Linked DNA regions of Homo sapiens: region 2 is linked to region 1. Evidence: chromatin loops called from intact Hi-C (ENCODE). Cell type or tissue: heart right ventricle. All regions are shown on one strand. Each heading gives the region's core, and the rest is flanking DNA. Links, peaks and the distances in the headings are about the cores only.

Region 1 (15,435 bases), core at 5,473-7,972:
TAAGGTATACCGCTCAAATGCAGATTTGGTCTTTTCTCATAGTCCCATATTTCTTGGAGGCTTTATTAGTTTCTTTTCATTCTTTTTTCTCTAACCTTGTCTTCTTGCTTTATTTCATTAACTTGATCTTCAATCACTGATATCCTTTCTTCTGCTTGATCGAATCAGCTATTGAAGCTTGTGTGTGCTTCACACAGTTCTCATACTATGGGTTTTCAGCTGCATCAGGTCATTTAAGGTCTTCTCTACACTGGTTATTCTAGTTAGCCATTCGTCTAACCTTTTTTCAAGGTTTTTAGCTTCCTTGTGATGCATTAGAACATGCTTCTTTAGCTCAGAGAAGTTTGTTATTACTGACCTTCTGAAGCCTACTTCTCCATCAACTCATCAAAGTCATTCTCCATCTAGTTTTGTTCCTTTGCTGGCAAGGAGTTGTGTTCCTTTGGAGGAGAAGAGGCATTCTGGTTTTTGAAATTTTCAGCCTTTCTGCTCTGGTTTCTCCCCATCTTTGTGGTTTTATCTACCTTCAGTCTTTGATGTTGGTGACCTATAGATGGGGTTTTGGTGTAGATATCCTTTCTGTTGATGTTGATGCTATTCCTTTTCTCTCTGTTAGTTTTCCTTCTAACAGACTGGCTCCTCAGCTGCATGTCTGTTGGAGTTTGCTGGAGGTCCGCTCCAGACCCTGTTTGCCTGGGTATCACCAGGGGAGGCTGCAGAACAGCAAATATTGCTGCCTGATCATTCCTCTGGAAGCTTCATCCCAGAGGTGCACCCACCTGTATGAGGTGTCTGTCAGCCCCTACTGGGAGGTGTCTCCCAGTCAGGCTACTGGGGGTCAGGGGCCCACTTGATGAGGCAGTCTGTCTGTTATTGGAGCTCAAACGCCATGCTGGGAGAACCACTGCTCTCTTCAGAGCTGTCAGGCAGGGATGTTTATGTCTGGAGAAGCTGTCTGCTGCCTTTTGTTCAGATATGCCCTGCCCTCAGAGGTGGAATCTAGAGAGGCAGTAGGACTTGTTGAGCTGCGGTGGGCTCTGCCTAATTCGAGCTTCCCTGCTGCTTTGTTTACGCTGTGAGCATAGAACCACCTACTCAAGCCTCAGCAATGGTGGACGCCCCTCCCCTCCCAAACTTCAGCATCCCAGGTTGATCTCAGACTGCTGTGCTAGCAGTGAGCAAGGCTTCGTGGGTGTGGGACCCACCAAGCCAGGCATGGGAATCTCCTGGTCTGGTGGTTGCAAAGACTGTGGGAAAAGTGCAGTATTTGGACAGGATTGTACTGCTTCTCCAGGTACAGTCACTCACGGCTTCCCTTGGCTAGGAAAGGGAAATCCTCCGACCCCTTGTGCTTCCCGGGTGAGACAACGCCCTGCCCTGCTTCAACTTGCCCTCTGTGGGCTGCACCCACTGTCCAACCTGTCCCAGTGAGATGAACCAGGTACCTCAGTTGGAAATGCAGAAATCACCTGTCTTCTATGTCAATCTCGCTGGGAGCTGTGGACTGGAGCAGTTCCTGTTTGGCCATCTTGGAAGCAACCCCCTGTCCCCTCTTCTTAAAGGGGAGATTGCATTAGGATCCTCAACATGGCTGAGCACTGCATCATCCATCCTCCCTGGCCTTCTTCTTTGCATTCCCCGCAGCTGGAGCTTTCAGACAAAGCTTAGGATACGCACCCTTTCCTGGAAAGGATATGTCCATTTGCATGGTCAGTCTCAAGGTAAAAGCTGTTTGCATGGCTTAAGTATGGGTCACACACAAACTATAGCTTCTGTTCTGGCAAAGATACACAGTTTTTGCTTTGCACAGAAGAGATATTCACTTTGAGAAGGGTGTGTGCTTGTGTGTGTGTGTGTGTGTGTGTATGTGTGTGTGTAGTGAGGGAGCCCAGTCTGGGTCTCCTGGACATCTGACCACCACTGGGCTTCACTTGGCACATCTGGCACATGCATGGGGCCTCAGCTTTCTGAAGAAAACACAACCTATGAGAAGAGAAAGTTAATTAGGGACAAAGGTTTAGTTAACTAACAGAGCCTGAGGGAAGAGCTACTCAGGATATAATATGGTGTGTGTCACTTGGATTGTCCTCAAGCAGAAAACTGACATCATTACCGCCATGATGGACAGAAGGAGCTCTGCTCTGTTGCCCTGATTGCAAAGTGTGAGGTTGATGGGATGAGGTAGGCCTTCTTTTTGCTTGAGCCCTGCTGGTCAGCTTGGCTGTACAGAGGGCTGGACCTGGAGGTTCCTGGCCTTCCCATGGCCCCTATGAGAAGCTGGCATGTGGGTCACCCTCACGGTGGTGGCTGGAAAAGGTGACACTGCGGCAGGTGGGGGGAGGGAGGAGAAAAAGGACGTAGGTCATGAGATACGTGACAGGGTATCCTGCAGTATTTCCAAGACACTCTCTGGGGACCTTGAGAAATAACACCAGGGTGAGATGGGCATTGCAGGGAACTGAGGATGTCCCTCTAGAGCTGGAAACAAAGCCTGTGAAATGCAGATGCTATGTTAACACCTGGAGAAACAGGCTACATGTGAAATAGGTTAGTAAACTTAGGTAAGGTGCAGATAGACCTGTGTTCAAATCCTACCCTGCCATTTGGAGCTCTGTGATTATGAGGTTCTTAACCTCCCATGCTTTAGTTTCTTCAGCATAAAAATGAGGGAAAATAATCTGTCCTTGCAGTGTTGTTTTGAGATTTTGAGGTAATGAATTTTAGGAGCATAGCATAGCATAGCAGCTTCAATGAATGTGGCTATTCTTATCATTATTTGTGCTGCATTTGACACCAAACAGCAAAGGCAGTATGTGGTTTATGTCTGAATTCCTGATACATGGCACAGTACTTGACCAAACTCACCTTTATTCACTCACATGTATGGATGAATACCTAAGCATAGAGCAGTTGGTAAATAGGAAGGTCCTGATGTCTTTATGGAGGTACTTTCCTAGCAGCTGGGGAGCTGGGAAGTGTGTTCCTTCCCTTTCCCCAGGGGACCCTCCATTTGGGCCTCTGGCCTGCTGCCCAGGGCTCTGGCAGTGTGCTGCTGCTCAGAGCTGTGGCACACTGGGCAGACATTCTTACTCTGGTGTTTTCAACTGTGCCACTGATTCACAGGAGCCGCAAATGTCTTTCGGAGTATTTTCAGAATCCCTGGATCCATAACTTCATTTTACCTGTCTGGATCTAATTGGTTTAGCTTGAAAGAATCTTCTGAGGTTTCTTTTTTGTTTAGCCACATTCATTGTACAGAAGGAGTCAAATGAGACCAATCATCAAAGCACTCTCAAAGCCTGTGGACAAAGCTGGGTTAGACTGCGTGCATGCATATTTGTGTGTGTGTGTGTGTGTGTGTGTGTTTGTGAAGGGGGTTGGGGTGAGTTTGCTGAAAGGAGAACTGCCATGGCCATTGACATTCTTGCATTTTCCACAAGCCCACTGGGGCCTCAATTCCCAAGCTCTCAAAATCCAACCAGATGGAGAACCATGATCCAGAATTTGTGATTGCTGCCAGATATTTGTCCTTTAAAAAGCATCCTCCAACAAAATGCAGCCCCCCCATAAAGATGCATTCACACAGTGCTGTGTCCTTATGCACCCCTACATATGCTCATCCCAATACATCTCTAGAAGTCCTGGAAATACTGTTTATGTCTTTTTTATGAAATAAGCTAAAACATTAGTAATATGCTCAAATTTTTATCTGATCAGCAATATTTAATATGCTATTTTTAAGTTTAGAATAGAATACATTGGACATGACAAATATGATTAGATTTAGTGATGTCATCTTTTTTTTCAGACTATAGAAAAACTGATGAAGCAGGGAAGATACTGCCTCTTAACATACATTCTGTCTCTAGAGTTCCCTGCAATTGTTTTGAAGTCTTTATATCTCCATCAACGCATAGGTGGTGCCCTTTTTCAAGACATTGGATTGTAATTTGACATCCTCATGTTATTTAAGGCTAAGTGCACTAGCACTTTATCTACTGGAGAGAAAAAAATGAATTAAAATCTAAAATTATCTATGAAAGGCAAGAGTCATTTTGCAGGGACTTTGCTCTGTGACCATCAGATGAAAACTGATGACATAAGCCTGCATATGCTAATGCTTTGATTCAATGAAGCACAGACAATTTTTGAGTCTGTTTACTTTTTTTTTTTACAATGTAATGGTGAAAAAAATAAGGTGTTATTTAATTTTTGAAGAAGCAGTAAATGCAATCTTACCGAAAGATGCACTTCCTGTGTAATTCTCAGGGAGGGTGCCAATATCCCCTGTCCCCAAGAGGCAGCATTTTTTGGGAGATGAGGTCCATCAGCAAAGTCACTCATTTACTGACCTGTGTTAGACCCAGGGCTGGGAGTTGGGGACACCCAGTTTCTGCCCCAAAGGGGGACGGTGTAGTTAGGAGAGCCAGACAAAGGAGCCATTCATCATGGTCCGTGCAATAAACAAGAAGGGAGATTGCACAGCAGCGTGCAGCAGGATTCTAATCAGGGCCACTGTCAAAGCAGGAACAAATCCTGTCTCCAGAGGCTTAAGGTTTCCTCTCAGCCTCAAGAGCTTCAATGTCCCGACAAAGAAAATGAGGATTACAATCTAGTTTAAAAGTGGAATCTAGGAAAATAGATTTTTCTAAAAGGAAATCATGCATCTTATCAGATAAAGGTATTTAGAGCGAGGTGGCTCCAGTGAAGAGATGTTTGGTTAAATATCACAGACATAAGTATGTCTCAGAAACCAAGCATCTTTTTCTACACACCAATGGACTTGGTTTCCTCTATTGCTATGACTGTTATCCTTGTCTGAAGGCCTCTAAACATTATTCATATCTTTCTTCTAACAGCATATAGTCCAGCTAATTAGCGATTAGGTAGTGGCAGAGACAGGGGAAACATATTTTATTCCTAATTACATGTTTGATCCTTCTGAGACACTCCAGCAAAGAGAAATACCTTCTTCGTGCAGACATGGGGTTGCATTGCTTTTTTCCTTTCTTTCTTTCTTTTCTAATTTCCAGCCATATCCTAGGACCATTTTCTGCTGGGCTCCTGCCAAGGTACAGTTATTCCTATGGAAATCATGTCTGCTGTTTAAATCTTCACCCTAGGCTTTGAGTGTCTCCTGTCTAAACTTCATCTTCTGATATCAGGGCTTCTAGGTGCTATACAATGTCTAGGGTTAAGTTCTGAAGATTCCAGGGGTGGTTATCTGGAAAACATCCTTTGTCAAATCAATGGCATGGGGAACTTTAACCTCAAACTCTAAAGACCTCCTGACTCAATGATTTACAAACGGATTCAACAAGGGCTACATCTGGCAGTGGCTATCCTGGGGTCTATTGGTGGGAAGTCTTCACCATCAAAGGTAATAGGACCCAGCGAGCTTCCTTCTCGCTGGATCAAGAAGAGGCTAAGGAGGAGTTAGAGAAGAAGAAGACAATGTTCCCTTGTCCTGCCCTGGAATCCCAGATCCAGGAATCTCTTTAAAGCACTAAATGTGTCATTTAAGGGACATCATCAATGGATAACTTTATTTAAAAATCACATATTGTGTGCCTAACATGTTTCAAACACACTGACAGGCCAGCAAATATTAAAGTGAGTTGTACATGGTCTTGATCTGGAGGATCACATGGGAAGAAATGATTGTAAGGGAATGCACCACCATTTTACATGAGATATTCATTGGCTGCAAGGGAAATACATAGGGAGGGAAAATGCTTTCTGGGGAGTTTCAGAAATTGTCATTGCAGAGGTGAGTTTTGCATGAGGATATTGCTTGACTGGGATTTGGAAGATCATATGTTAATAGTTTGGGGAGATTTTTAAGCTTGAAAAGGGAAAAGCAGTGGGCAATGAAGAGGTCCCAGGGTTTATGGGGGGCACAGGGAGAAGTGGGGGTCAGGAGATGTGGCTGGAGAAGAAGGCAGGGTCACGGCACAAAGGACATCAAATGCCAAGTTGCAGAGCCTGAGCTTCATTCTGAAGGTGATGGAAAGTCCTCAAGGGAAACAAAGGCAAAGCAAGGCTTTCCTTTCACCACTGTAAGAAGTCACTTGGACTTTCTGCTCCATGGAGGGCCACAAATGAGCCGCTCCTCAGCCCCGAGCAGGGCACAATGAGCAGGTGGCTCTGCAGAACCCACAGCTTTACTTTCTCAGCCTCAGGACACATGGTGCCCTGGCTGAGGAATGCCTGCACTGTGAGTAGAGCTGTGATACAGGGGACTTGGCCTTGGGATAGAAATGTCACGGGCATATGGAAATCACATCCGCAAGCATCACCCTTTTCAGCAGCTCAGGCGAGTTTTCTGGGCCAGTTTCTTGGTCTTGATTCAATTTACAATTTCAGGACATGGGACGTATATTACAATCCTGGGATTTAAATGAAACCTTTAAAAGGGTAATAAAAATAATGAGCCTGTTTCTAGCCTTTCCTAGTGAATTTCATTCAGCGGAACTCCTCAATATTGGATTCAGGAGAGCCAAGTGAACTCATTATGAAGTACCTCACTCAAGATTTACTTCCAGTTTTCATCTTATGTTTAGAAGCATACAAGGCTTTTGGTTAAAATATGTCCTAATTCAAGTTTGGAGTGCACACCTGTCTCTACCTGCTGCCCCACACCTGTCGGCATCTACTCTCTTGGGTGTGCTCTGTGTTGAATACTGGCCTGGGAACTTGCTCATCAGTTGGATTCAGGGGTTCAGGACCACTTGGTAAATGGAGGGAGTACGATCCTGGGGGACATTGGAACCTGAGAGAAATGGCCCTGCCACTTTCCAGCCAGCTGCATGCTGCTGGGCCAGGTGTTTCTTAACTGTGAGCTAGAGTTTTGAGCAAACTGGGGCTATTATACCAAACTCTCCTGATGCGAGGGTGAGAGAGAATGGGAGAACGTCTGCAATACCACCCTAATAGATTAATTATGGAATACTGTTTCCCTTGCTCCCTACCCCACACTCGGTGACTGCAGATTTCCTGCCTGTTTCTTCTGGCATGGAAGCTTGTCATTTTGCTCTGAGTCAGTAGAGATGGAAGAAGGATACATTTGAGGAGAGAACTGTGTCAGCTTTACTGATGAGAGGTTCTTATACACTGGGCTAATTGAATTCTCTCTCTCAAACTTCACTGAAATCCTGACATTAAAAAGTGCTCAACCATCAAAGTGGATCAGAATTGTCCCCGTGGAAGCCATGTACCTTCTGGATTCAAATACAGATGTTGTCCAATGAAGTTAAGGGTTGAAATATAGATACCAGCCTGGTAAAGCCAAGTGAGGGAAAGGACAAAGGTGGAATTTGGCTTGTAAATGTAACTGGGAGTGAGCCACCTCCCACTCCTACCTTGACTAAGGTGAAATTGGCTGTCTCCAAGGGTGATCAGGAGGACTTTGGTGCAGAGTGACTGAGCAATCAAGGGTGAATATATGAGATGCTTAAAATGAGATTCGTTTCTGGTTTTGAGCCCAGTACTGCACACCAGACTGATATATGCCTCTTAAACCTTCTTCTTCCCGGCAGTCTCTCCCCATCCAAACTGTCAGTCAGGAAACAGAGATACCCTGTGCTTTCCAAGAAAGAAAGGGTGTTCATACAGGGAAGCAGTGGCTTATAGAACCACTGGACGGCTGGGAGATCCAGTCAGGGAGGCCACACCAAGGCCTGCAGCCTGCAGCAATGAAGATGGGCCTCCTGGGAAGTGTGCTTGGCCCCTGTTTGAACCACTCCTTCCACACATTTTCCGGCGGGCACTGTCTTCTCTCAACTTTCCATGCCTCTCTAAAGTCGCTCTCCCTTTCATCTGGAACCCAGAACCAGCAGGAGAAAGGGGACCTGGGAAATGCAGTTCCTGGTTCCTCTCCTGCAATGCAGAGGCCTGAGAAGATCTGTGAAAATGGTCTCTCTCCACTCTCACGGGGCACTTCTGACACTGCATGTACGGTTTTTTCCCTCACACTGACTGATTCTCTGATGCCATCTGGGTGTCCTACTATTTAATTGAATTCTAACTCCATTTACCTGGAGTTAGTATCAGATCCTGCAAGGTAAGTCTCAGTCCTGCAAGACCACAGTCCCTTCCCATGCCAGTGGCAAATCTGGTCCTCCCGTGCGGTGGACTGACTGGCTGTAAATCGGAAATTCCCACCACCGACCCCCTCCTCAGGTTTGATAATTTGCTAGGATGGCTCAAAGAACTCAGGGAAACAGTTTACTTGTGTTTATGGGTTTATTATAAAACATACCACAAAGCAGAGAGATGATGGGAGAGCTGCAGAGGGCGAGGGATGGTGGGGGCTTCTGTGCACCTCCACGTGTTCAGCAGCCTGGAAGCTCATCAAGTCTCATTGTTCAAGAGCTTTTATAGAGCTTCATCTCCAGCTCACCCCAGCCCCCAGAGGTCAGTGGGTGGGGACGAAAGTTCCAACTCTCGAATCACTTGGTCTTTCTGGTGACCAGTCCCATCCAGAGGCTATCTTGGGGCCCCAACCTCAGTCATCTCATAAGTATAAACTCAGGTATGACCAAAAGGGACTCATTATGAATATCAAAGGATACACCTGTCACTCAGGAACTTCCAAGTGTTTTAGGAGCTCTTTATCAGGGACAAAGACCAAATATATTTCCTATCATACTACAGAAGGGGTCATGGTCATGCCAATGCCATGGTCATGACCTACGGCCCAGTGCATGGCCCAGCACATGCTTGGGGACTCTAGCAACAATCGGAAGGGATCGCTTCAACAGGCAGCCGCCTGTTCAAAGTCTCTCCACTGTTTATCTCAGAAAGTACAGCGGTAAGAGCTTCTGCAACGGTCTTCAGTCTCACCTCCCACCATGGCCTCTTGAACTTGCCTCTTCCGTGAGTTTGCATATACCTTGCAGCCTTCCTCCCCGACCCCTCTGCAACCCTGCCTGGAGGATTTCCCTTTATTCACACACTTCCTTTTCCCTATACTAGTTTTAAAAAATGCTGCTTAGTCTTCATGGAGAACTCAAATGCCACCTCAAGCTTGGAGTAATTGCATTGTAACGTAATAAGCAATTTTTTTTATTATTGCAATCAGAAATGATTTCTATTCCTTATGAAGCCCAACAGTACTTATTGTGCAAGCATACATATGGGAGCCACTTCTCCTCTAACCTTGGAGACTCATGATTCATCTTTTTTTTTTTTTTTTTTTTTTTGGAAACTCAGTCTCCCTCTGTCACCCAGCCTGGAATACACTGGCACGATCTTGGCTCACTGCAACCTCCGTCTCCTGGGTTCAAACAATTCTCCTGCCTCAGCCTCCCAAGCAGCTGGGATTACAGGTGCTCACTATCATGCCTGGCTAAATTTTGTATTTTTAGTAGAGACAAGGTTTCACCATGTTGGCCAGGCTGGTTTTGAACTCCTGACCTCAGGTGATCCGCCCACCTCAGCCTCCTAAAATGCTGGGATTACAGGCATGAGCCACCATGCCCGGCCTTCATGATTTAATAGAAACTTTTTAATACTACTGTGTTTCTAAACTTTGAGGCTATGAGTTAAATCGTTCAGAATAAAATTATTCAATGTTTGAGTTTGAACTGTTTTTAGAAAGCCTGATAAGAAATCCCCCTCTCTTCAGAAAAGCACTGAATGTTCCGATGAAATAGTAGACACCAAAAGAAAATCATGCAGATTGGTTAAATGGCATATACAGTTATAGATATAGGCAAGAGTGTAATGCAGTTATTCTGAATTACATTTTACTGAACTGAGAAATCTAAGATGCCATTCATAGTATCTTCAATGTCTACGTGTATATTGTTTTATTTTAAGGACCACGTAGTATTTCTGAACGCTTTTATAGATTCACTTCCAATGACTATGCCCTAAGTCAATTTTACTCATGAGTTCCTAGGTTTCTTAATGGGAAGACTTCTTTCTTGCGGTTCTCAGAAGTAGAATTCTCCCGAATGAGGGGTGTACATATGTACATCGCAAGTGCAAAGTGACACTGAGTTTGGAGGCGCACTCACATCCATGATCCCAAAGCCTCTGGGCCCCTATTTGACAATGTCACACATGGTGTCCACCCATGGGAATAAAGCGTCCCTGTGAAACATTCATCAACTGAGCCTTCCTGTACACTTGACTCACAGTGATAACTTGGCTATGGAACAAAAGTGGAAGTTTCTATTCTCCAGATTACCTTTTGGGTGAATCAAGCTAGTGCAAAATTATAGCTTTAAAACATATATAAATGAAAAGAAGGAAAGTGCTGAGAAAAATGTCTTTGAGAATCTATCAGGTCCAAACTGTTTGAAGAGCTGGTAGATTCTAACGCTGTATCCATTGGACCAGCCAGCCTAGAGGCTTGGATACGATTGTTATGGACATCCTCCGAAACCGTGGATGAGACTTCATCATATATACAAACATATATAAATATATACACATTGCATAATGCACATATTCTAGAATGTCCTTCCACACAGAATTGATTAATTTTAGACAAGTCATTCCATCCAAGTCTGCTTATTCTCCTAAACTAGGACCAGTGTGGGAAATACTAAATTAGTAAGCGATCCAAAATAAGACCCCAAATTTCCTACCTCTCACCTCATGGCTGTCTATATGAAGTTAATTTTTTTTCCTTTCTTCAGATACGGAGGTGGAAAAGCCTGGCAGTTTTGTGAAGTGCGACATATGGTAGAATCTAGTATCTAGATTGAGAATACATAGTTACTTTCAGGCAGACCCTCTGGGGTAAACTTGAATCTCTCAGGGTCTCAATTTCTTTAACAATGCAGATGTAGCCTCTCAGGGTCATTGTGTGAGAATCAAAGGGATAAACTTAGTGACATAAACTGTGTATTTTTTTTTTTTGAGATGGAGTCTCTGTCGCCCAGGCTGGAGTGCAGTGGTGCGATCTCCACTCACTGCAACCTCCGCCTTCTGGGTTCAAGCAATTCTCCTGCCTCAGTCTCCTGAGTAGCTGGTGTTACAGGCACATGCCACCATGCCTGGCTAATTTTTGTATTTTTGGTAGAGGCGGGGTTTCACCATGTTGGTCAGGCTGGTCTCAAACTCCTGACTTCGTGATCTGCCTGCCTTGGCCTCCCTAAAGTGCTGGGATTAGAGGCGTGAGCTACTGTGCCTGGCCATAAACTGTGTTTTATATAGCTTCCACAGTTATATATTTGGTAACTCAAGATTTAATCTTGAGCTTCAGTTAAACTACCTTCCTCTGTTTCTTGGTTGAAACAACTGACTCCCCTCCCTCTCTTCTCCTTGTAGGACAGGTGAGGGATACATGAAGCTAAAACCCCGAGTAACATCTGATTCCCTTTGGAAGTCACGATCACTGTCAGCATCAAATTATGTATCTGACAGACCTCATGGACACTCTCCTTATTGAGAAGTTGGTAAATGTCAAAAAGTAACTACTAAAATAATTGAAAATAAGAGCAAATCTGAGTTTCTTGGCATGCTCCACAGTTCTGTTTGCATTACTGATCTTGGAGATCATCTTTAATAGGATGGCTCTGTATTGGGAATTCTCAACTTCTCTCCCTTATCTCAGGGACAATTCAAGCCCTGTAATTGAAGTTCCAAGAAAATTAAAGTCATTCATCTCTTTTTATCTCTAATGTAAAAAATATAGAAATACTGTAACTTTTGCGGAATAACCCCCACAACTGCACAAAATTATAATAATTGTCTCTGTTTGTCTTCATTTAACCAGCTGGGAAGATAATCTGGTGAACACAGCAATTTTCTAAATTCAGAGATAGTTAATTCATGAGAACAGCTGTTGCCCAATCAAACCCCAGTGCTTCTTTATTTCATATGAAAAACCAAACTAAGTGCAGGCTGCCACACAGCCCAGGAGTGCAATAGGGGTCTGCTCTTCTGAAACAACAGCCCATTTTTCCCTTGCAGTGAATCACTTTTTTGTTGTTTCCTGGAAAGTTCCACTAGATAAAGAAAATCTGAGGTTTGGGTTCACCAGGAAAAGATGTATGATAGAGTTTTGGAAGACAGCCCTGTCACTTTCTTGTACAACGTCATGGGCTTATTCAGGAAGAAATTCCCAAGCAATCATGGTAGCTCACATGACTGTGTTTCAAAAATGTTTCAACTTAAGTTTATTTAAAATGGTGTTGTTAACTGTGTGTGTGTGTGTGTGTGTGTGTGTGTGTGTGTGTGTGTGTGTGTGTCAGGGAGGACCTGGAGAATCTTAAAATGTAGAATTCTGGGTTTTTGCCTCTTAGATTCTGAATCTGTCGATCTGGGTGGAGCCGGGGAAGCTGCATTTTTGTCTGTGCTCACCAGGTGATTCTGATGCAACTTCTGTTGCACCTGCTTCTCCCCATGCGCACCTGTTAAGCTGCAGATTCCCTGCTCTGCTGTCTACTTTTGGGCACTCCAGCTTCTTTATGTCTCAGGGAGGTTTTGCTTGGCTCTGCCCTTTGCCTAGAATGCTCCCAGCTCTTCACATGGCTGGTTCCTTGTCAACATGTGGGTTTTACCTCAAATGGCACCTTGTCACAGAAGCCTTTCCAACTCACTTTCATTAAGTAGCCTCCCCTCAACTCACTCTGGCTCCTGCTGGCTTTGTTTCCTCCTCAGGTGTCAGCACTGTGTGTCCTCTTGTTTCTAGACTGTAACCGCCATGAGAATGGGATCTCATTGCTCTCACTACCAAATGTGCCTGGCATATATCAGGAACCTTGTCAATGTTTGATAATGGAAATGTGAATAAATGAAACATTATCTTAAAGGCAGGAGAAAGTGGGTTTCTGCAGGTCAGAGTTCCAAGCATTCTCTGCTTATGAAAATGCTTTTTAGAATGATTCCTTTCATCTTTAAACATATTGCAGTGAATTTTGCCTTCTATCCCACAATACAACCCAGTTTTTAAAATATAAGATTAATTCTTAAAAGTGCTTACCATGAAATAAAATCAACATTCCAGGAAGATGGGCCACGTCAGTTTCCCAAATTCCAATATCCATGGCACATCTCCAGATATATTAGGGAACATGAATAACTCAATCAAAGAACCACTATATAAGGATAGGGCCACTCATTTTAAAGCAAAATATAGGATCCTCCAGAAACATAGAACCAAATTATAGAAGGACACTGTCTGGCTCCAGGGGGGCTAGTGATTGGGCAGCCCTGACTCTGCCATCCTGGGTCTCAGCCCAGGCCCTCTGGGGCCCCACCCTCTAACTGCAGCACCCACTGCCATGCAGAGACCCAGGTGAACCCTGCTTTCCCACCCCATTATATTTTGACTGCTTTCCCACCCCATTATATTTGCCTCTGGTCAGAGGCATTAAGACGCGCCACATCTTCAAAATCCATATTCAGAGCCTGGGGAAAAATGAATAAAGAAAATGGAAAAAGAATACATTTTGTCTGGCTTACTGGTTACTGGTTTCTGACCATTGCATGGACAATACACTTGACAGCTGGTGACTTCACTATCTCCTGTGTGTCTTCTTCCTCTGGACAGAACGACATCATTGCACCTAACGGCCCACACTTGCTTCTGCTACTTTGCCTGACTCTTCATCTTTCGATGTCTCATTCCAACAGAATGTGAACTGCATGAGGGAAATTGTTCATTGCCTTCCCTCCTGGTGTATTTTAATATCTGGGGTGGGACCACGGATCTTGTATCTTATCATCAGCCAGATTAAGTATCCATTGTCCAGACACCTAACCGAGGTTGACAAATGACAAACTTTAGTTTCCAAAATGCTGCCTCCCCTTCAGTGCTCTTTTTAGAGGCCAGACTGAGGTGATTAATACAGCCTGCTGTGACCTGCCCTTTGGGTTAGAGCTCTCTTAGGGGAGTGGCCTCATCCTTACGACGGGAGCAACATTCCTCAGACCACGACCTAGAGAGCATCTGTAAAACAATAACAATAATAAAAGACATTCCCGTGGTCAAAGGAAAGTTGTCTTATCTGTTGTTAATTTATAATCTGATGTTTATAATCTGAAAAATAGGGGCTGGGTTCCAGGTGGCTGTGTGTGTATGTGTGTGGCCATTCATTAGGGGTGTCTTCTTTGAACAATTATTTATTGCTTCTTCTCTCATCTGTTAAGAGGCATTAATAGTTATCTAATAGAAATGTTCTAAGTATTAAATGAGATAATTCATGAAAAGCAGCTAAATCAGTAGCTAAATCAGTAGCTGGCAAAGTAGTTGTTAAGCTGGGTGTGGTTGCTCACGCCTGTAATCCCAGCACTTTGGGAGGCTGAAGTGGGAGGATCACAAGGTCAGGAGATGGAGACCATCCTGGCTAACATGTTGAAACCCCGTCTCTACTAAAAATATGAAAAGTTAGCCAGGCGTTGTGGCGGGCGCCTGTAGTCCCAGCTACTCGGGAGGCTGAGGCAGGAGAATGGCGTGAATCCAGGAGGCAGAGCTTGCAGTGAGCCCAGATCACAACACTGCACTTCATCCTGGGTGACAGAGCGAGACTCTGTCTCAAAAAAAAAAAAAAAAAAAGAAAAGAAATAACTAGTTTATGTGGTATGACCAAACTCTAACTTTAGGAGTATCTATAGTCATTTCAAAATTAAAATGTTATGATTTTAGGGGAAAATCTCAGTTTTTGAGATAGTGCCATCTGGTCTTATGAAAAACAGAAAAAAAAACTGGGTTCTCATTGAATATGGCATTTTGAATGTAGACATTTACCTCTACTCTCCCTGTAGCACTATTAAAATGGCATTAATCGCAAAAAAATAACAGAACAGGAAGGGAGAATATATCAAAAGACTTGGAACCAGAAAGCTGATGGACAGGTGATAATTGAATTTACAGACTTTAAAAAGCTTAATCCCATGGAAGAAATGGGGAAAAATAAAAAGGAAAAGCAGTTTGCAGTTCAGAACCTGAGGAAGCCTTCAACATTGGAGATAGTAGATATTTCTCAACGTAGGGTTTATGATGGAGCCGAAAACAGGCAGAGAGGTTGAAAGGCTGTGTAAATATCAATTAGACTCCCATATCCCCAAACACACACAGGCGACTGTCCCTCTCTCATGTGACAGAACTCTGCAGGAGTATTTCCTTTCTTCCTTTCTTCCTTTCCTTCCTTCCTTTCCTTCCCTTCCTTCCCTTCATTCCTTTCCTTCCCTTCCTTCCCTTCCTTCCTTCCTTCCCTCCTTCCTTCCTTCCTTCCTTCCTTTCTTTCTTTTCTTTCTTTCTTTCTTTCTTTCTTTCTTTCTTTCTTTCTTTCTTTCTTTCTTTCTTTCTTTCCTTCTTTCCTTCTTTCTTTCTTTCTTTCTTTCTTTCTTTCTTTCTTTCTTTCTTTCCTTCCTTCCTTCTTTCTTTCTTTCTTTCTTTCTTTCTTTCTTTCTTTCTTTCTTTTCTCTCTTTCTTTCGTCTCTCTTTCTCTCTTTCTTTCTTTTCTTTTCTTTTCT
Region 2 (15,435 bases), core at 5,433-7,932, 160 kb before region 1:
TTTTTTTTCTTTCTTTTTTGAGACAGAGTCTCAGTCTGTATCCCAGGCTGGAGTGCAGTGGTACAAGCTCAGCTCACTGCAGCCTCCATCTCTGGGGTTCAAGCGATTCTCGTGCCTCAGCCTCCTGAGTAGCTGAGATTGCAGGTGCCTCCAACATGACCGGCTAATTTTTGTATTTTTAGTAGAGGCGGGGTTTCACCATTTTGGCCAGGCTGGTCTCGAACTCCTGACCTCAGGTGATCCACCTGCCTTGGCCTCCCAAAATGCTGGGATTACAGGCATGAGCCACCACACCTGGCCGGGTGTGCGACTCTTAACAGTCAGCTTACTTTAACATAGGTGGAAAGACAAAGATGCTGAGGGGATCAATGAGAGGAAAATTGGGGGCCTGCAGAGTTGTAGTATAATTTCAGAGATAGGGTAGTTGTATACCCATGGCCTTAAGAAGCAGATGTGGATTCCTCTCTCCAGTGCTGCCTGTACACAGACATCCCATACATGTGAAGAAGCACCCAGGGCTGTGCACAGTAGAGCAACTGAAGGCACCAGCTCTGGAGTCGGGTTGCCTGGCTCTACACCCAGCCCCATCTCTTGCTTGCCTTACTGTTTTGGGCCAGTTTTGAAATCACCTGTGGCTCAGGCAGAGGTGAGAGAGCTCACTGAGCCAGGCCAGAGCATCCTGGGGGCTCTACACTTCCTGGCATGGGCTTATCCAGGCAGGCTAGGGGAGGGGGTAGAGATCTCTCTCAGGTCATGTTGGGCTAAGTTGGATAATAAAGGTTTAGCCAGAGCTTCTGGGTCTCAGATTCTCTAAGAGGAGCAGGAGGAAGAAATTCACCCACATCACTTTCTAGAACCTTGCCATCCCACTGCCTCTAGCACTGGGTGGCTAGTGAGGCAAATGGGAGATGAGGTGGGACCATGCTGAGCTCAGAGGCTCCTAAGTGCCATGCCATGAGTTTGGTCTTCATTGGGCAGGCAAAGGGGAGACAATCAATAGCAGTAAAAAGAGCTGCTCCATCTAGTTTGTGGTTTCTTAGAGCCAGAAACGTGGCAGCTGGGTGGCAGGTGACCTGAAACAGAATAAGTTTATGGAGGGCAATGATCCAAAGTGGAGGGACAGGACAAGGGCTTACAGCAGAGCACCACAGTTACAGAAATGCCGATTGGTGTGAGAGATTGCAGGTGAGGGACGGTGGGAACAGCCGCTGATTTCAGGAGCTGGGAGGAGGTGTAGAGAGTGAGTGAGGGTGAGTCCACCCTCACTCACCTCAGGGTTATTAGGGAGGGAAATTGCACAGCATCCTCCTTGCCTCCCTCAGGACAGAGACTGTGCTTTTCTCCATTCTGTGCTGGCAGTGCTGTGTGGAGCACGTGGTGGCTGGATTGGATGAATCGCACGACTGTGGCACAGCCTTTCCTAGCCATCTCCTACTGTCTCCCGCTTTCCATGGCCACCACATCAGCACATCAGTTCTTTGTCTCTGCCGAAGTTTCAGTTCGTGAGCCTACCTGTCTGGGCCTCTCAGAATTCTAGCAAATCCTCAAAATGCCACAGCTTCCTTGGCTTCTGTCCAAGTGCTGCTCCTGGTGGTCTGGGCGGATGCTGCTGTTAAAGGTAGGCTGTGATGTGGTGAATAAGGGACACTGACCAGAGCTGCCAGGCGGAGACCCCGGCCAGGTCTAGGGTCACCAGAATTTAGCAAATAAAAATAGGGGATGCCCCAATTGTATCTGAACTTTGACTTCCGGATAAAAAATAAATACATTTGTAGCATAGATATGTGTTGGATATTGCATGGTTCATACTTATTTGTTGCTCATCTGAAATTCAAATTTAATTGAGCGTCTCCTGTTTTATGTGGGAAGCCTCCTGGATTGCTCGTGGTCTGGTTTGGATGGTTAGAGGGAGCTTTACTAACGGTGGTGCCTCTTACGGTACTGAGGAGCAGCTCTGCCCACTCTAAGAGAGGGAGCTGCAGCCCCCATGCTGGCCCAGCGCTGAGTTCATCCTAATAGCAATTCCATCGTACTTTCTTTCATTCATAAAACTCACCAGCGAGGCAATGACAACTGGGGGGCAGGGGTGGGGGGCGGGGGCTGGTTGGCAGCCGGGCCCTCATCCCTCATGCTGCCGCTGACAAAGCTTGCTAACAGACCATTGCGGTTCCAGCACATTAGTGATCGTTATGGCCCTAATGAAGATTTGTGACGCTGCTGGAAGAGGCTTCCAGCCCACTGTTGTCTCAGGCAGAAGGGGAGGGGGTGCCTTGGGGAGCTGCTGTTGGGAAGGGAGGTTCTGGGGACTGGAAGAGCTGGGAAGGATGAGTGGCAAGGGGCAGAGAAGAGAGAGTAAGCTGGAGAGGTAAGGGCTGAGGCTGAGGGGAGAGCGGCAGTGGAGGGGGATAAGGTATCTGCAGCTGGAGTCTGGGGCCATTCAGACAAGGGAGTAGACAGAGTGGCAAGAGGTCGGGAAAACAGCAAGAAGTTAGCAGATGGGGGTAACTCGTTTCCTGGGGCTGTTGGAACAAATTACCACAAACTTGGGGCTTCAAACAACAGAAATGTCTACTCTCACAGCTCTGGCGGCTAGCAGTCTGAAATCGGTTTCACTGAGCAGAAAATGAAATTAAGGTATGAATAGGGCTGTGCTCCCTCCAGAGGTTCTAGGGGAGTATCCGTTCCCTGTGTCTCCCAGCTGCTGGTGGCTCCAGGCATTCCTTGGCTGATGGCTCCACCACTTCATTCTCTGCCTCCCTTGTCCCAAGACTCTTACTGCTGTTCAGGAAGGACACCTGTGAGTGCATTTAGGACCCCCCATGATAATCCAGAATGAGCTCCTCCTCCTCCTCTCAAGACCATAAACTTAATCCCATCTTTTGCTATATTAAGTATTATCCCCTGGTCCAGCTATTAGAATGCGGACATATCATTTTGGGGGCTGCTACCAGGTGTGAGGAAGGACTGAGCATTGTGCCAGGGTAGGGAAGCTTCCTTCAAGGACTCACTTGAAACACTTGCCCCAGTTTTCATTCCCTTCCCCTTACTCTAGTACCTTGAATCAAAGGCAGGGTCATTCACATGTCTCCACGGGGGCAGGTGTGTGCCCTGAGGTGGGGGGAGCACTGAGTTGGGTGGGAGTCCCAGCTCTGCCTTTGACCCACCTTGTGACCTTGTGCTGGTCATGCCTCCTCTTTGAGACTGTCTCACCTTCTGCAAATGAGGATGTTGAATTGCATGATCTCTAAGGGCCTTTCTAGCCTAGAGACCAGTTGATGAACTCCAATCTCATTTTACACTGGAGAAACTGAAGTCCATGGAAATTGAACCTCAAGTCTCTAAGAACATAGAGCCCAATTAAGGCTGTTGTTCACAGTGAGTTTTGGTTTCAGCTCACAGTCTGCTCTTAGCAGCTCTTTCTAATTCAGAACTGAGGTCATAATTCAATCTGTGATTGACCTCAGAGCCAAGCGGATTTTGCTTAAGCCATGCCCTGACTTAGTATCATGGCACAAACCCAGATCAATAGAGAAGCAGCTATAGTGCAATGAAATTAGACAGATTGGGCTCTGTGTGACCCTGGGCGAGTCACTGAACATTTCCCAATCTCAATGTTCTCATTTGAAAAGTAAGGATATTTTGAAGGCTATTGATTTATGAGAATTAGAAATAAATAAATAAATGCAAAATGCTCCATAGGATTTTTGGTATGTGTGTGGGGCTCAGCCAAGGGTAACTCTTTACCATTGGAGGGCTTCCTCTAAGGTGTCTCCTATTTCTCTCCCCTCATTCTCTCTGTTCTAGCCCTGGCCCCACCTCCCTGCTATTCCTGGAATGTGCCCATCCTGCTTTTGTCCCAGGCCCTGGCGCTGGGTCCCCTCTGCACAGAACGTCCTTCTCCCAAATAGACACAAAGCTCAGGCTCACTCCTCCCTTCCCTTGGGCATTCACAGCCAAGTTACCTTCTTAGAGAGACTTTTTTGGCACCCTTTCCTGCTTTGTTTTTCTTCCTGGAAGGTATCACTATATAATTTACTCTATGTTTTACATACTTTGTAAATTGCCTGTTCCCCTTTTTAAACTGTAAGCTTCGTGAGGTCAGGGATTCTAGCTTATTTTTATCACTGCTGAATTCCCACTTATAACAGTGCCTGGCCCACAATAGGTACTCAAAAATATTTGTTGAATGAGTGAATGAGTGAGAGAGTGAAGGAAAATGTCTTCAAGCTGCTCTAAAACCAGACAGGAAAGAGTGAAGAGTACGTCAACAAATCCCTTGAAATGATTTTGTTTTTTAAAGGAATGAGACTTAATTCCAGTGTAGTTTGCAAACTGGGAGTGGCAGCTTTTGGAACACAACAGAGGGGCGTTTTGGGAGAACAAAGAGAGGGGCTGTCTCTTATAGAAAACGTTCCTGCCCAGGTTCCCACTCTGGTTCACTATGCAAAAGAAGGATGCAAACTTGTTTGGTTCTGATTGGCTGACACAGGTCACAGTCCGTTGATTAGGTATAGGAGGCAAAATGGGATTTTCCAGCACCTTTGATGCAGGCGGCATGAGCAGGAACAGACAGCTATGAAACTCCCAAAGTTACTTGATGATGTGAGTTTTCTGGGCATGCAGAGTACATGCCTGACCTCCTGTCAACAAATGGCTGCTCGTCTGTAATTTGAATTTAGGCCTGGTTAGCTACTCAGGATCCATCTGGAGGGATTGGCTCTTGTAGGGTTTACAAGGAGGAGTTGAGCTACCAGTTAGGAGACTGCAACCATCAGGCAAAAGCTGATGGTGGGGGCATGGAGTGGGGCTGATGGCGGAGGGGGTGGGATGTGGGTGGACTTGAGGGATCTTTTGAAGGTAAAGATACTAAGATGTGCTGATGTGTGAGCTGTAGGAGGATGCCAAGGTTGCCTGGAGCCTGTGGTGGTTCCACGTGGTGGTTCTATTGACTGAGCTGGAGGTGACTGGGGAGGGGAGAACCAGATTCATGATGTCCATGTCCAGTGGCCTTTTCCATGAGGGAGACATGGAGGAAAATGAACTCTGCCAGCATTTACAGACGTTGCGTTCTACTTCAACCTTGAGGATGAGTTCAGTTTGACTTAAAGTGATATACTTCAGCTTTCTGGGCTGGAAATTCTTCAACTTTAGAGCAAGAGTGGGGTGAATGGAGCCCACTTGGGGTCTTGGGCAGGCAATGTGGCCATGGAAAAGGCTTGGCTTTGGAGTGAGACGAATTCGTGCTGAAATCCAACCCTTGCCATCAACTCGTTAGTTAATTTCATTGGACTCAATTTCCTCCTCTCTAGAATGAGGTGGTAATTCGACCTCACAAAAATGCGGTGCATTTCAAGCAATATAACATCTCTGAGTGCCAAACCCTGTGCCAGGCACATAGCAGAACAATCAATAAATGCTCATTTTCTCCCTCTGGCCCCCTGGCCCCTGCAGTACACTAACGTCATGATTTCACAGTTCCCAGCAGCAGCCACTTCTAAGCAGATGGAGTTGCATGACATTGTGAAGCACCTAACCCTCTTACCTGTGCGTGTCTCAGAAACTCACTATTTCAGTGCAAATATGCTACATGGATTATTTTGAAAAGGCCATTTAATAATATCTTTCAAGTGACAACATTGAAAGGAAGACCTATTGCTTTGTTTGGTGGTGACTGAATTTATTATACATAAAGAATAAAAATTAATCTCTTCTTTCTCTGCCATTACCTTTCTCTTAGATTTCTCACACCAGGTGTTCAAATCCCAGAGAGAAAACTTCCTCTTTTCAGTCTGACATTTTCAAATGTGTTGATACATACCCGATGGAGTGATTCTGCAGAAGATGGTGCCACTCATAGCTCCAACCTGAATGAAGTAGCTCCCCGAATTCTATTTATGTCATAATGAATATATTCAACTTAATTTTGTCAAAGACTTCATAGGCGCACCTGCAGCTAAGAGTGCAGTATGGATCTGGAGTGATTCTGAATTTTCTTTCCACAAAAATAATTTTGGCAGCTTGGGATCAATATCTTCCTCCCATATGTTTCATATTCTCTATAAAGTATAATTGAAGACACCCTTCTCAACAGTACTTCTCAGTACGAATACATTCAGAAATTCTAAATAGGTAATTTGAAAAGGAAGGAAACTAACATTTGGCGAGTGTTTTCTATGACATTCCAGGGCTGTGTGTTATGCACCTTTGCATATGTCATTTCATTTAATCTGCACAACAATGTGAGAACGACGATGTCAAGCTTACTTTTGCAGGACAGGAGACTGAGGCTCAGAGAGGCTAAAATACTTGCCTAAGATCACACAGTCATTAGCGGTACAGCCAGGATCGGAAGCCAACGTTGTCTGACTCCAGAGCTTGCTCTGTTGTGTGTGCTCTCAACACTACATCTCTAATTCTCCACCCCTCCCAATCCCAAGCCTCTCCTTATTGAGAATATGGACTAAATCTTTGGGGGAAAATCCAAATGCTGACACCAAATCTAGAAAGAGCTTTCTTGGACTGGACTTTGAAGGAACATTTTTGGCTCAAACTTACACTTGGACCACATCTACTTCATCTTTAGTTAATCGGCTTCAGTGTTCTCATTTCCTTGTGTGTAAACGGAAGCAAAGTTGGACAAGGATGTCCGTGACCTTGGACCAAAGGAGACTTTCACTTTATTTGAGGAAATCCTTGTCTTCCTCCAGGAGATGAGAAGGAATCGGTCCCAGCCCAGGGAGATGGATTCTTTCCTCTGCTGCTCTGACAGCCATCTCGGCAACTCTCCCGACCAAACTCCCCAGGCTGTGGCGTGCCCCGCCGTGTGGTTCCTGTTGGGGTAAGATTTGGCTCCATGTCTCCCTCCACCCATTAATCTTCATTTTAGTTTGTTACTTATAAAGATACATCTTGAAACACTCAAGAAGTGAAGGAGGAGTTCCTCCCTGTCACAGACAGCATGCTTCAAGGATTGCTATTTCTTCAACCTGGCCAACTTGGATGTCAAAGTGGACATCCTCTGGGAGGAAACGGCCTTGGAATTTTTCCTTGCTTTTCACTATGTCCCCCTCCCTATATCCAGATTTGTCTAAAACAGCAAAACCCATTTTATTATTGTGTCTATGACCAAGAGGACAGGGATGCCTTTTGTGGCCCCAGAGTTGAGGGATCCCTTGACCTCGTGGTGATCCCAGTGACCATGGTCCCCACACCATGTGCCTCAGCCTGGCTGCCCTGTAATGTCCTCTTCCTGGAGCCAGTGCACTTCCACTCAACCCAGCAAGCTCATAGGCAATTTCCTGGGCAGCAAATAGTTATTATTACTCAGATTTTGGGACAGGGTTCTTGTCCTTGGGACCCACCCTACCCTCACACCTTTGTTAAATGGATATTGCTACTGGTAGTTACCTACTTATTTTTTCCTGCGCTTCTGTTTTGGGGAAAGTCAGATAGGGGAGAGGTTCTGACCATTGGACAGCTGGTTGAAAGAATAAGCATTCCTTAGGAAGCGGAGAATTCTTATCTTGAGGGAATAAGAATCCTGGTATAATGCATTATCTAATTTTGACTTTCAGGAAAATGGCTTCATGGGGGCCAGAAAAGAAAGGAATTAACATTTACTGAGCTCCTGCTATTCTATTAAGTCCCTGTGTTCATGGCCTTTGCTATCTACTTTATTTACATTTACATTATCTTATTTAATTTCTGGCAACCATAGATTTTTTTTTTTTTTTTTTTTTTTTTTTGGTAAGGAAAATTCAGGCTCAAGGAAGGTAGCAGAGGTAAATCTGGGATATAATTGCCAGATAGCCCCAGCTTCAAACTTTATGCTTTTTCTGTCATTACACAAATCTGATTTTTTTTTCTTTCCTTTTCCAATTTTGTATTTTAGGGAAGTTCAATTAATCAGTACTTGTTATAGAAAATTAGACTTACTTTTCTGTGGTTTCATTAAGTTGATTTAAATTATTGATTGCCACAAATTAGAATAAACCATTGGGATTTACATTACCTTGTTTATTAATTCACCAATGTTTATTGGACACCTGCTGTTTTCAAGAAACTAAGAATAAAAAATAAGACCTCGTTACTTTTCTCAAACAGCCCAGAGTATGGCCTCAGAGACAACTATGTAAACTGCAATATATTAAGTGAACAGAGAAACGTGTATAATGGTATAGGATTATGAAATAGGAAGTGGTTAATTCTGGCCTGGAAAAGTCAGGGATGGCTGTGGTGACATTTTATTAGGTTTTAAAGAATAAGTAGGAGTTTCCTAGACAAATAATTATTATTGAGAAGGATAGTTACAACACATATGATAGTGTGAACTTTCAAATAGGATTGCGTATGAGAAGGCCAAGCAACATCCATTGTTAGTCTACCAAGATGTTTCACAAGGCAGTCAGTATCAACGAGAATTTTTCATGGTGTAAGGTCTGATCTTTAGCCTTGTTATAAGGGCAATTCACTAAGATTGTGTTCCATTTCTTGGTGCAGACTCGCATTAACCAAGCTCATAAGGCTGAGGTAAAAACCATACTTCCAATGTGATATAGTCTGGATATTTGTCCCCATCCATATCTCATGTTGGATTGTAATCTCCAGAGTTGGAGGTGGGGCCTGGTGGAAGGTGTTTTGACCATGGGAGTGTATCCCTCATGAATAGCTTCGGCCATCCTCTTGGTGACAAGTGAGCTCTTGCTCTGAGTTCACATGAGATCTGGTTGTTTAAAAGTATGTGACACCTCCCCTGACTCCTCTCTGTCTCCCTTGCCCCTGCTCTTGCCATGTGACATGCCTGTTCCCCCTTTGCCTTTCACAATGATTGTGAGCTTCCTAAGGCTTCATCGGAAGCTGAGCAGATGTCAGCACCATGCTTCCTGTGAAGCTTGCAGAAGTGTGAGCCAATTAAACTTCTTTTCTTTTTTTTTCTTTTTTCTTTTTCTTTTTTTTTTTTTTTGAGACAGAGTCTCGCTCTGTCACCCAGGCTGGAGTGCAGTGGCCCCATCTCGGCTCATGGCAAGCTCCGCTTCCCGGGTTCCGGGTTCATGCCATTCTCCTGCCTCAGCCTCCCGAGTAGCTGGGACTACAGGCACCTGCCACCACACCCGGCTAAATTTTTTTTTTGTATTTTTAGTAGAGTTGGGGTTTCACCGTGTTAGCCAGGATGGTTTTGATCTCCTGACCTCGTGATCTGCCCACTTCGGCCTCCCAAAGTGCTGGAATTACAGGCATGAGCCACTGCACCCGGCCTAAACTTCTTTTCTTTATAAATTACCTAGTTTCAGGTATTTCTTTATAGCAGTGCAAAAACAGCCTAATACATTGCATATTAAATTAGAATGAGAGACATATCTGTCACACTGGCCAAAATATTTGCACTAGTCAAATAGCAACTTCTCTTCTTGTGGGCAAGTTACATGGGAAAGTCAATGATAGTATCAAAGTTCCTTGGTGAAAATGCATTCAGAGTATGATTATATACAGTTAGATAATTTAAGTGTCCCATGGCCCTGTGCTCCAGTAGCCTCTTCCGTCCGTTTTTGTAGTTGAACTAAATTTGCCGCAGAGACTGCAAGGGTTGAGCCCTTAGACCTGCTTCTTCCCTGGCCATTGCTGATATGCTGATATGGGCACTACTCTGTGCTCTTCTTACTCTGCTTCCAGGAATGACCAGGTGTCCTGCTTAACTTCACCTGTATTAATGTCTCCAGTTATTAATATAATAGCTTGGCTTTCAAGCCATTCTCTGTTTTTCAGTTAACTTTCAACATCTCGGCTCTGAGCTGGTGTCTCTGATACTGTTATTAACTCTCTGTTATTAACTTTACTTCCCTAATTTCCAAGTTGTTGGCAACCCTCACGACTGTTCCCCTGTAGAGATAATATCTGTGCTGCAGGATTTATGGAAAGACTGAGACAATGCATGGGAAAAGAGCCCTGTGCTGGGCAGCTGGTTAGTTCATTCTGTTCCTTTCTTTCCAAGGGTGGAAACTGTACAAATCCTCTCCCTAGATCTGTATCTCACTGGTCTCAGAAGACAAGGTTAAATTACTAAATCTCCTCTCTACTAAGCCTAAACTGTGGAGCAGGGAAAAGACTTTTCCCCCACTTTTAAGAGACCTTTTATTAATACTAGTAATGATCTCTGTGTTTGGGTCAGCAACTTCAATTACATTTTATAGGATCTTAGAGCTGGAGAGCATCTTTCTCAGACCTGTGCCTGTCAGCAGAGTTAGTTACAATGTCATTAGAAGAATAGTAGTGGCATTCCTAGAGGAGACTGTGACATTTCCTTCTGCTCCTACAGTAGCCTTAAGAAAGTCTTTACTGCTGCTAGACTTCAATTTTCATGGTGATAACTCAAGCTTTGGCTTTAGCATGTGTTGAGAACAAGAAAGATACCATCCACTCCCCAATGAAAGGCATCTTAGTATAGGCCCCAATAGACATCCAAGTCTTCTGTGCATTCCAGGCTTTGCATCTGTCCATTTAAAGAGTGAGACAATAATTTCCTGATCTTCAATAAAGCAGATTACCTTCCATAATATAGGTGAGCCTCATCCAATCATTTGAAGTCCTTAATAGAAAAAGACTCACATCCCTAGAAGAAGAGGGAATTCTACCACCAAACCACCTTTTGACTTGAATTGCAACTCTTAGTTTGAGTCTCCAGCCTGACAGCCTACCCTGCCAATACTGGACTTGTCAAGGCTCTCTCTGTCCTCCTGGGGAGGCAGGAGAAACAGGCACACTTGGTGAAACTTTTATTTTAAAAAATCTCTGTATAAGTGGACCTGTCCAGTTCAAACCTGTGTTGTTCAAGGGTTCTGTTTCTCTGGCAAACTCTGACTAATACAAATTTTGGTACTGAGAATTCGGGTGCTGCTCTAACAAATACCTAAAACTCGGGAAGTGGATTTAGAACTGGGTAATGAGTGGAGGCTGAAAGAATTTTTGAGGTGCATGTTAGAAAAAGCAGAGTTTGCTTGAAGAGGCTGTTGGTAGAATGATGAACGTTAAGGGTGCTTCTGGTTAAGGCTCAGATAGAAACGAATATATGATTGGAAACTGGAGGGAAGATGATCCTTGTTTTAAAATCACAAAGAGCTTGCCTCCATTGTTTCTCAGTATTTTGTGGAAGGTAGAACTTTCAAGTGATCGACTGGGATATTTAGCTGAGGAGATTCTTAGCAAAGTATCAAAGGCACTGCATGGTTTCTCCTTGCTGCTGATAGTAAAATGTGAGAGAGGAGGGAGAGAAATTGAAGAAGGAATTATTAAGCAAACAGGAACCAGAACCTGAAGATGTGGAAAATTCTCAGTCTATCCATATTGCAAGGAATAAGAAAGTGCATTCTGGAGAGAACATCAAGGTTGTGTTTGACAATCATCTGCAGTGAAGAGATTACAGGTGTGACTCATGGATCCAATCAATCATCTCAGCAGCAATGCTGCCAGCTTGGACTGAAGGATCAGAGATGGGGCGGAATGAAGGGAGGATATCAGGCTTCTGAGATTCCATGGGATGGACCAATAGAGCTATCCAGCTGTGAACAGCTGTAAACATGCATTATCCTTCAAAAAGAGGGAAGAAGAACTGCAAAAGCAGTTCAGAGGTCAGCAGGGATACCATTGCCACTGCCACCATGGGTCCAGAGGGCGTTCCAGGAGGTGGGGCTATCTCCTCCTTGGCCCGTAGGATGGGGCTGCCACCCAGGGCCTTGGGAGCAGGGCAGCCACCCAGGGCTTCAGGGACAGGGCTGCCTCCCTGGTGGTCCAGAGGACAGAGAATGGAGCCAAAGAGGATTGTTTTTGAGCCTTCAAATCTAATAGTATTTGCCTTTCTAAATTTCAGACTTGCTTGAGACCTGTCACCCCTTTTTCTGATTTTTCCCTTTTGGGATGGGAATATCTGTCCAATGCCTGTCCTACCCATTGCATTTTGGAAGCAGATAACTTGTCTTATTTCATAGGTCCACAGTTGAGGAAGAATTTCACCTCATGATGAATTGTACCTTGAGTTTTATATTACTTGATATGGTGATATTTAGAGGAGATTTTGAAGTTGATATTGGAATGGGTTAAGACTTTTGCAGATATTGGGATGGGATGAATATATTATGTGTTTGAGAAGGACATGACTTTTGTGGAGTGACAGGGCAGAGTGTTATGGGCTAAATCATGCCCCTCAACTCATATGTTGAAGTCCAAACCAGCAGTGCCTCAGAATGTGACTCTATTTGTAGATAAAGCCTTTAAAGAGATATGGAAGGTAAAATGAGGTCATATGGGTGGGTCCTAATGCAATATGTCTGGTGTCCTTATAAGAAGATGAGAAATGAGGACGCAGACACACAGAGCTCAGAGCAACTGTGTGAGTTACACAGTGAGAAGACAGCCATCTGCAAACCCAGGGGAGGCCTCAGAAAAAACAGGCCCTGCTGACACCTTGATCTTGGACTTCCAGCCTCTAGAATGGTGACAACATAAATTTCTGTTATCTAAGCCAGTCAGTCTGTAGTATTTCATTATGGCAACTCAAACTAATATAGTCACTAACATCAATTAGACAGTTTCAGTGGGGGAGAAAGCTAGCCACACCATTTTGTTGGCATTAAGAAGATAAATCTTGGTTACTTGACTGACTGTTATTTCGAAGTTGATACTGTATAGACCCAAGCTTCATGATATGTTTCTTCATCTATGATTTTTTTAGATGTAATATCACATTCTCTCAAGTCTATTGCTTTAATAGCCTGAGGAGTATTTGCTTCTGAGGATCATATATCAAATCACTTTCATTTTAGTAAGAATATCTTTCTTTCCTTGTAAAAAAAAAATACTGTGATTTACGTGCAGAAACTCTTGGAAATAAGTCTGTTTTCAATTCCAACAGTCTCCTCTTATAACATTTTCATTTCCAGTGTAGACTTCAAGTCCCCCAACTCTCACTGGAAGTTTTGCTTTCAGACACTCTCTGGAGCCACACTAGCTCAAGCTGGCTGTCTTCCACCAAAAAAATGCAGGCCTGAAGAACCTCCTCTTTGGGAATATTCTTGACCTCTCCTACATCTCCCATGAAGGTTCTGCATAATCCTACCTGACAGAGGAATCTTCCTTCCAACCCTGAGTTTTATATGCCTAAATTCTAACTTTAAGCACAAATATGTATAAAAACTTGAAAATTCCTTGTTGACATCTCATTTCCTGGCTGTGGTTATCATCCCTGAGGAAAGGAAATAGCAGAGCAAGTGTGAAAGAGAACCTTGCCAATATTTGTCAATAGAAAGACTCAAAGATCATCTTTCTGCAGTGGTGATACAGTAGTTCATGAACAAAACTTCTCATTAGTTTGCTTTTCTGGTTCACCAGAAAAATCTTTCCTGTTTCACACTTTTTAAATTATTTTATTCATTTATTTTTATTTATTTATTTATTTTGAGACAGAGTCTCGCTCTGTCGTCCAGGCTGGAGTGCAGTGGCGTGATCTTGGCTCACTGCAATCTCCACCTTCTGGGTTCACGTCATTCTCCTGCCTTACTTAGCCTCCCAAGTAGCTGGGACTACAGGCGCCCGCCACCACGCCCGGCTAATTTTTTTTATGTTTTTAGTAGAGACGGGGTTTCACCGTGTTAGCCAGGATGGTCTCGATCTCCTGACCTTGTGATCCGCCCGGCTCGGCCTCCCAAAGTGCTGGGATTACAAGCATGAGCCACTGCACCCAGTCTCCTGTTTCATCCTTTTAAATAAACATCTTTAGAAAATATTGCAGCCAAATTCACAACCAAATGGAACACTATGTTAAACAGAACTGATGTTGTTTTTTAATGATTGAATATCTTGACTTTAGGTTCTTACTGGAAACAACAGAAAAATTATCCAGGATAATGTGGGAGATCAGAGTAGCTGAACACCAATTAGAGTAGTACTTATTATGCTTTTTTCTATCTTAAAAATAGGGTGTTTCCCAGCCCTACCTCCTTTTCCCACAAAAAACCAACAAAATAAATAAACAAATAAACAAAGCCAGACATTTGTAGATTCTGGTTAATTGGGTTCCAAGGAATTCTGAACTCACAGAAATTTTGTGGGTAGTTACAGTTCTAGTTGATGGTGTGTTGGGGGGTGTTAGAGGGAGGGCAGGGGCCTTGATATTCATTGTATAACTTTGACCAAGTCATTCCAACTTTGAGCCTTGACAAGGAAATCATATCTGCCTCACAAATTTTTGTGTGCATCAAATGAGTTAATGGATATGAATTCACTCTAAGCCACAACTGGGCTATGCAGATGTTAGTCATTATTTTCAAAGAGCATATGTGACCTAGTTTTTATTGTGGCTTACTTATGGAGAGAAGAGCATTATAAATGCCTCTTGGCTTATTGGGAGCAAATCTAATCCAGTGACTTTAACTACCAATGATCACTTTAAAGGCAAATGCCTTGCTATAAAAGTAGGTGAACTCCATGGACTATTCATATTTTCTAAATTCTTATTTGCTAATTAATTATAAGTGGCATTTCCATGAGCACACTAAATGTTTAAAAATTCATTTAAGTAAAAATTATACTCTTCCTTAGAGCATCACCTCCAAACTCTCCCACTTTGGTCAGCTAGAGAAGGAAAACACTTCTTGGAATTTTTTCATGTGATATGGTTTGACAGTGTCCCCACCCAAATCTCATGTTGAAGTGTAGCTCCCATAATTCCCACATGTTGTGGGAGGGACCCAGTGGGAGATAATTGAATCATGGGGGTGGTTTCCCCCATACTGTTCTTGCCATAGTGAATAAGTCTCACAAGAGCAGATGATTTTATAAGGGGTTTCCCCTTTCACTTGTTTCTCACTACTCTCTTGTCTGCTACCAAGTAAGATGTGCCTTTCACCTTCCATCATGATTCTGAGGCTTCCCTAGCCACTTGGAAGTGTGAATCCATTAAATGTCTTTTTTTTTTATAAATTATATCTTTATCTGTGGCATGAAAATGGACTAATACACCATGCTGTAACATTTCCATTGTTTGTAAGGAACTTGTTTTTGTTATTTACACATTGTTTCTCAAACAATTTTTTAAATAGTTCTTCTGATATGTGTATTTTGCCATTAGGTTATTTTACATGAGAGAATTTTTACTGCCCAATTACCCTATGGAAGTGAGGATTTATAAAGCAAGAAAGTAACCTCTGGTTCATAATTTTGTATATGAGATGGAATTCTTCAAGATTACTTCACTTTTTCTTCCCCAAATTGTCCATCCCACCATCTTATCAGGCAATCACTGTGTGGCTTCCTGGTTCAGTGAATATTTTGTTAGAATTCAGAGAAAACTTGTGTGCTCTGGAAAAAAAAAAAAAGGGCGTGGGACTGGGTTGCAGGAGAACTGGGTTCCAGTTGTGGTCCTGCCGTGAATGAACTCTAACGTGTTGC

The links. Hi-C counts contacts between places; a loop is a spot of excess contacts. Peaks named below come from ENCODE experiments on the same cell type or tissue, not always from the same donor. Only the 100,000 strongest peaks of a DNase experiment are listed, where the experiment ranks them.
Region 2: it touches region 1 in a loop (1.8-fold over the local background); 1 of 110 quality-filtered maps calls a loop at or near these places.

What each region holds. Positions count from the first base shown.
Region 1 is chr2:12,138,077-12,153,511 of GRCh38, forward strand. The region is part of intron 2 of MIR3681HG (MIR3681 host gene); the gene reads left to right. Among named protein-coding and RNA genes, the nearest start is that of MIR3681, 53 kb to the right of the region's middle. RefSeq lists silencers at 11,873-12,073, 13,423-13,623. In heart right ventricle, for the core only: no CTCF peak of the experiment used is centred there; no DNase peak of the experiment used is centred there.
Region 2 is chr2:11,982,521-11,997,955 of GRCh38, forward strand. No RefSeq gene overlaps it. Among named protein-coding and RNA genes, the nearest start is that of MIR3681HG, 17 kb to the right of the region's middle. RefSeq lists a silencer at 14,810-14,899. In heart right ventricle, for the core only: no CTCF peak of the experiment used is centred there; a DNase peak (open chromatin) is centred at 6,764; H3K4me3 peaks cover 581 bases.